Regions from separate parts of the Homo sapiens genome. Here region 1 is linked to region 2. The links are chromatin contacts, found by Hi-C or POLR2A ChIA-PET in ENCODE. All regions are on one chromosome and are shown on one strand. Each heading gives the region's core, a stretch centred on a gene start or an enhancer-like site at or near the end of the contact. The rest is flanking DNA. Distances are from core to core; before and after follow the strand shown.

Region 1 (3,093 bases), core at 1-2,500, 400 kb before region 2:
ATTTTTCAAGGCCACTCACCTTAGACCTGGAGGCCCTATTAAGACTGTTGGGAGGAGAAAAATGTAGTCGTTCTTCTATCATCTAATTCTAGTCTTCTGAGTGTCATTAAGATCCTTCCTGTTTTTATAAATATAAATATCACAGTATAGATACATTTACAGAATTGTAATATTAGTCTTTGTAGTCTTTTTTTTTTACTTAATCTATGGATAATTTCCCACAGATCAGACAATCTTCTACATCACTAAACAGTTTCATAAAATCTTATCTTTAATGGCTATAAAAACATCACCACACACTTGAAATAGTATTTATTTAAACATTTTTTACGAGTTAGTGGGTGCAGCGCACCAGCATGGCACATGTATACATATGTAACTAACCTACACAATGTGCACATGTACCCTAAAACTTAAAGTATAATAAAAAAAAAAGACAAATCCAAAAAAAAAAAAAAAAAAACCTTGGGGACACTTCAAGAGATTAATTGAAAGATTATATGGGGAATAGTTAACCGCACCTCTCTTCCACTCTGACCTCTGCCACATAGGTGGCTGGCATCTATCCCTCAAACAAAATACATGAAGTTTCCTCTCAGAAGAAATTGAATGGGCCCAGAGAAAATAATTCCACGCTATGGCCTTCATGGTCCTCCAGTGAAAGAATCAGACCCTGAAACATTAGCCCCAAATTCCTACCAAATTTCATCTGATTTCTTTGAACTCATGACCATTTTTTAGTCCCTGTTATATGTAAAATAATATGAAGAAACAGAAAACATTTTAAGAGAGCAATAAGGATAAACAAAAAGAAAAAAACTTAAAACAGATAGATTAGAAATTCAAGACAGCTTTAAATATATACATAAAACAAAGCCAAACAAAAGTTTAATTATTATTTTCACAAACATTGGAGAAGGTAGTCCCTTTGTAAAACAAACCAAATTGCTATTAATCTTTTCTCCATAGGTAAAACAACAAAAACACTTTGAAAATTAACAATATAGCCATAATATTCATAAGACATTCTTTTTTAAATAACCCAAACACACATAAATAAAGATAAAGCATTTGCTATGCAAGCACATCCAGCTTCAAGACAAGCCACAGCTCCTACCCACCATGCAGAATTCTGGGCCTAAGCTCCTTCTGCATAGATTGATGTAGAAATTGCACTACCATAGATGCAAAACAAGGCCTGTCTAAAATCAGATTGTGGTTGCTGAGGAGGAAGTGGGAATGGGGAGTGACTGTTTAATGGGTACAAGGTCTCCTTTGGAGGTGATGAAAATGTTATGGAACTACATAGAAGTGATGGTTGTACAACATGGTGAATGCACTAAATGCTACTGAGTTGTGCACCTTAAAATGGGTTAATTTTGTTATGTGAATTTTACCTCAACAAACAAAAAGACTGCCTAACTCAGGCCCATGTCTTTATATAATATGCTATATAATACACTCTACTACTCTTTAAAAAATCAACAATACAGGACAGTATACTTATCCTAGACTTTCAGAACATTTATTATTTTTTAAAATCTCATTATTTTGAATAAAAACAGTTTTAAATCTATAGATTATATCTCCATCCAACTTCATGATTCATTTATAGTTTGTTTTCTTTTCAGTAAAGTACATTTTTTACTTTCTGTTGAGTCTATGTATTTCTTACAAAACTTATTCTTTGATATTTTCTATTATTCCTAATGCTAATGAAGCTCCCCCTGCCACCAACCTTGGGTATGCCTTCTTGACAGTTTAGTCTGCCAGAGACAAATGATGCTGACTTCTCTACTTTGCCTTATTAGATAAAAAGAAAAGTATGTAATGATAATATCAAGGTTTCATGTTAATGTGGTTTATGCAAAGATTTATGTCATCATCCTTCCCCTTCAACCACAACCCTATTCTAATAACCACATCCTGTGACCAAACAGCTCTTCTTTTCCTACAAGCATCACACTTATTATTAGTTACTCTGAGGTTCTCAATGTGAATTTTAGATAGTGACATATCCTTTGGCCAATACTTGAACAATCTTCACACAAGATGTGAAGAACATGACAACAAACTGTAACTAAGGGTATCAAAGAACATAGTTAAGGACTCCTGGCTGTGATGGCCGTTTTCAGTAAGACATTATTCTACAGGACACTTTCTGGAGTATGAATTCAACATATTAGAAACTACATTGTGGAGGTTTCCCCTGAAGAAAAAAAAGTAGTTGGGAAACCCATGACAATAAGGATCTGAAATTAATGTGGTATGAAAGTGAGGGTAGGTGCACAGCTCTGGGCCAGCCACACAGAGTTAGGGCCACTGTCTCAACATCTGAAAGAGACTGGGCTTGAACAGTGATGAATACATTAACCAGGGGGCTGGATCTACATTGCTCACACTTGAGCAGAGATTGGAATCCAGCTGACTGTGAATGAGTGTGGAAGAGCCCCCTGCTGGAGGCAAATGACTGGAGCCCTGTGCATATGCTGGGCCATGGAGGAAGAGCACAAGTATATTCTCTGGAACAGAGCTCTTAAGGGACTGGGCTAAGTCAGCCAGCATCCTCCTCCTCCTCACCCCACCCAATGGTAAATCTGATAAATCAGTGCTAATTTGCTTTGTATGTTAGAATTTACTAAATGTGATGGCTGATATTTTGAGCCAGGGTGGCAAATGCAGCTACTGACTCAAGAGCAATGTGTAGTAGTAACTTGGGTATGAGAATAGGATTGTGAATTGGTATGCAACTTTACCAGTGACAGTTGTGTATCACTACCCATTGGCATATATGTTCTAGTCTAGTGCTGAGAAAGATACACAAAATATTAAGACTTTTACAGCAAGATTGGTACCACAAAATGCTCATTTTTAGCTCTCGTGGTTTTTCTGTCTTGTAGTTTGTTGTAGCTTTCTCACTCTTTTCGAGGCATCACCAAGTCAACTTGTAAATTCTGTAATCACTTTCTTTCAGTAGATTTCTTAATTAAGACTAGGAATCCTTTTTGACACTTGGACACCGAAAGGAAGCATCTCTCAATTTCCTCCTTTACTCATGCATCTTCTTATCAACTGGGGAGTCTGGGGGTCATA
Region 2 (3,197 bases), core at 1-2,500:
GATTTGGATAATTGTACTATATTATGTAAAAGAATGTTTTGTTCTTAGAAAATTTGCACTGATGGATTTAAGGGTAAAGGGTATCTTGTATGCAACTTACTCTCAAATGGTTCAGAAAAAAATACAAATGTGTATTTATAGAGAAATAATGATAAAGTAAATGTGGTCAAATGATATTAGTGGATGAATCTGAGTGAAGGGTATCCTGGAATTCTTTTTAGTATTTTTGCCCCTTTCCCATGAGATTAAAAGTATTTTAAAATAAAAAGCTAAAAAAAGGAAGAAAGTGGTGCTGGTGAAGTATATTCCCCGGTAGGGGAAGGCTCTCAGGTGCACCAGCAGCAGCCATGAGTGCCTCAACACCAGGGAGAGCACAGCTGCCACTGACACCTTCTGCCACCCTGGACTCTCAGTTCCCTGTGCTACTAAAGGAACTCAGTGTGTGGTTGACCCCAAAGTTGTCCTGGGTTGACTCAAGAAGGTAGGATGAGCATTCTGAGGCAAAGAATTCTCTTTTGTGATTTTATTGACTCCAATTTTGCATTCTGACTGGCATTCCCTGCATCCCAAGGACCTTGACAGCGGAGGGAGGCAGAGATGGAGGAAGTGAAAACTACCCAAATTCAGTGTTTGTTACAGACAATTCAGACTGCAAAATTTAGGGTAGACTATGTTCATTTATCACTGATAATGACAGTCTTAACATTCCCCTACAACAGGAAGACCAAGATTTCCCCAAAACCGGCCAGCATCTTGCCCATTTGCCAGAAGGAGAAAAATAAGTCCTGGCAAGAGCCAAGATAAGGCCCAGAAGCCCCTGGGTTCCTTTAGCCAAGGTGAGTGGTTTCAAATTATGACAAGTTGCAGGTTCTCTGAGAAGCATCTGTAATAACCTGGCAAATTAAGCATCCTCTCCTGGGAGGAGGAATACAGAACTCTGTAACCACCCAATACCTGTTTCCAGGTCCTGCCCCTCCTGGGGCACAGGGCAGCCACCTTGCAATTCTCATCCCTAGAAAGGAGAGACCAGATCAACAAACAGCAGGGCTGGGACTGCCCAGGGGGTTCCGAGATTCCTTCTCCCCTCCTATCACCTGCCCTCCAGGCACACCGTCCTACTTCCCCCTACTTCCCCAGGGGTTGTCAGGGACAGAAGGCCCCTCCTTCATCCCCCCTAGTGTTCCTCCACTCTTCCTCCGCCCCCCATTACTAGGGTGTCCAGGACATTGTGTGACTCAGGAAACAGCTCAGACGTGAGGCTTGCAGCAGGCCGAGGAGGAAGAAGAGGGGCAGTGGGAGCAGAGGAGGTGGCTCCTGCCCCAGTGAGAGCTCTGAGGGTCCCTGCCTGAAGAGGGACAGGGACCGGGGCTTGGAGAAGGGGCTGTGGAATGCAGCCCCCTTCACTGCTGCTGCTGCTGCTGCTGCTGCTGCTGCTATGTGTCTCAGTGGTCAGACCCAGAGGTGAGGCATGGCGTGGGTGAGGTGAGGGGACCCAGCTCCCTTAGGAGGATGATCAGTGGGGTGGGGGAAGAGGGCCAAGCCCCAGGCCGTGTGAGGGATGCTGGATGGAGGAGATTCTCACTGCCCAAATAGAGACGGCCTCCAGGGAAAGACGGCTCTGCCCATGGAGCTGCTTCGGGCCTGGTGCCAGGGGTGGTGACTGCTGGGGGATGGGTGAGAGGGTGCCCACCTCCAGGAAGAACCTCGTCAGCACTGGCACTGGAGGACTCTTGCAGCCATAGGGAAGAGGGGAAGAGGGAACACACTGACCACCTGCTTGGGGAGGAGATGAGAGGGAAGCAGGAGATGGGGACATGAAAGGTCAGGCCTACTAAGCCCTTTCTTAGTCCAGCTGTCCCCACCCCCCGGATGGCTCAATGCTCGGCCTTTCCGGGAGGAAATCTCTTCGAAGTCTCAGCCATTCACCTCCCGGGAGCCACCTCCGCCCCTCTTCTGACCCCTGTTGTCTTGCTTCCGAGAGATGGAGTCCGAGGCTGGACTTGGGAGGCCAGAGAATAAACAGGAAAGGGGGGTAGGGATTAGTAACTGGGACGGAGGGCACTGGGGCTGGGGCTGGGTACCATGTGGAGAGTGGGGACAGATGTGAAGAAGAGGTGGTTTAGAGTACCTGTGGGAGCTGCTGTGGGCAGGTCTCTCAGGAGCACCTAGAAGAGGAAAGGTGGAGGCACAGCACCCAGGGCTTCCATTGCGCCTGCCTCTCCACCCTCAGGGCTGCTGTGTGGGAGTTTCCCAGAACCCTGTGCCAATGGAGGCACCTGCCTGAGCCTGTCTCTGGGACAAGGGACCTGCCAGTGAGTGTGCCTTGCAGGAGTGGGAGACTGGAGAGAAAGGGGGAGGGAGAGCAGGGGGGGAGAGGTGAGGAAGTGAGACCAAAGAAGAAAGAGAGGAAGTGAAGGAGATGAAGGGAAACAAATGAAGGCAGAGGAGGGAGTGGGCAAGAATAGGAAGAGGGACCAGTGATGTGAGTTTTCCTCTCCTCCCCTGCCCAGGTGTGCCCCTGGCTTCCTGGGTGAGACGTGCCAGTTTCCTGACCCCTGCCAGAACGCCCAGCTCTGCCAAAATGGAGGCAGCTGCCAAGCCCTGCTTCCCGCTCCCCTAGGGCTCCCCAGCTCTCCCTCTCCATTGACACCCAGCTTCTTGTGCACTTGCCTCCCTGGCTTCACTGGTGAGAGATGCCAGGCCAAGCTTGAAGACCCTTGTCCTCCCTCCTTCTGTTCCAAAAGGGGCCGCTGCCACATCCAGGCCTCGGGCCGCCCACAGTGCTCCTGCATGCCTGGATGGACAGGTAAGCGCTGCTGGGGGCAGCCAGGAGGGGACAGGCAGGAGCAATGGGCTAGGCTGTGGGTGGGGAAGATAGAACTGGAGCCTGAGAAACTGCAAGCCCTTTGAAGACAGAAGCCATGAGAATCAACATGCCAATTCTTGGCAATCCACTTACCCACAACCAACATTCACCAGCATGGTTGTACTGATTGCTAAAATGTTAAAATATTTCCAAATTAAGGGTGCCATGAGCCCCCTTTGTGCACCATCCTGATGCCTGTTCTAGCCCCTTTAATCTCCCCATTGCCTAGCAGCTAGAAGAGGGTCATTGCTCTGCATACCAGGGGTCCTCCAGACTTTTGCATTCTGAGCATCTGAATGGCTCCCATTCTGAGTGGAGGGAGCCATTATAT

Evidence for each region. Hi-C counts contacts between places; a loop is a spot of excess contacts on that map. ChIA-PET counts read pairs that join two places held with the same protein, here RNA polymerase II (POLR2A). Pooled maps may share reads with other maps.
Region 1: a loop to region 2 is called in a pooled map, with 3 times the contacts of the local background. The contact joins the enhancer-like site here to the promoter of NOTCH4 in region 2. A Hi-C loop is called at or near these places in 1 of 50 pooled maps. POLR2A ChIA-PET finds 5 or more read pairs at or near these places in 2 of 52 experiments (OCI-LY7 and activated CD8-positive, alpha-beta memory T cell).

What each region holds. Positions count from the first base shown.
Region 1 is chr6:32,621,993-32,625,085 of GRCh38, reverse strand. No RefSeq gene overlaps it. Among named protein-coding and RNA genes, the nearest start is that of HLA-DQA1, 14 kb to the left of the region's middle. Within about 2 kb of position 1,250, at least 8 of the 41 ENCODE cell types and tissues checked have a DNase peak (open chromatin) inside an H3K27ac peak, as active enhancers do; they include OCI-LY7, where a contact is called at or near this core.
Region 2 is chr6:32,222,120-32,225,316 of GRCh38, reverse strand. It overlaps NOTCH4 (notch receptor 4), which reads left to right and starts at 1,250. Exons shown (of 30, transcript NM_004557.4): 1 at 1,250-1,461; 2 at 2,231-2,312; 3 at 2,511-2,806. The coding sequence starts at 1,389.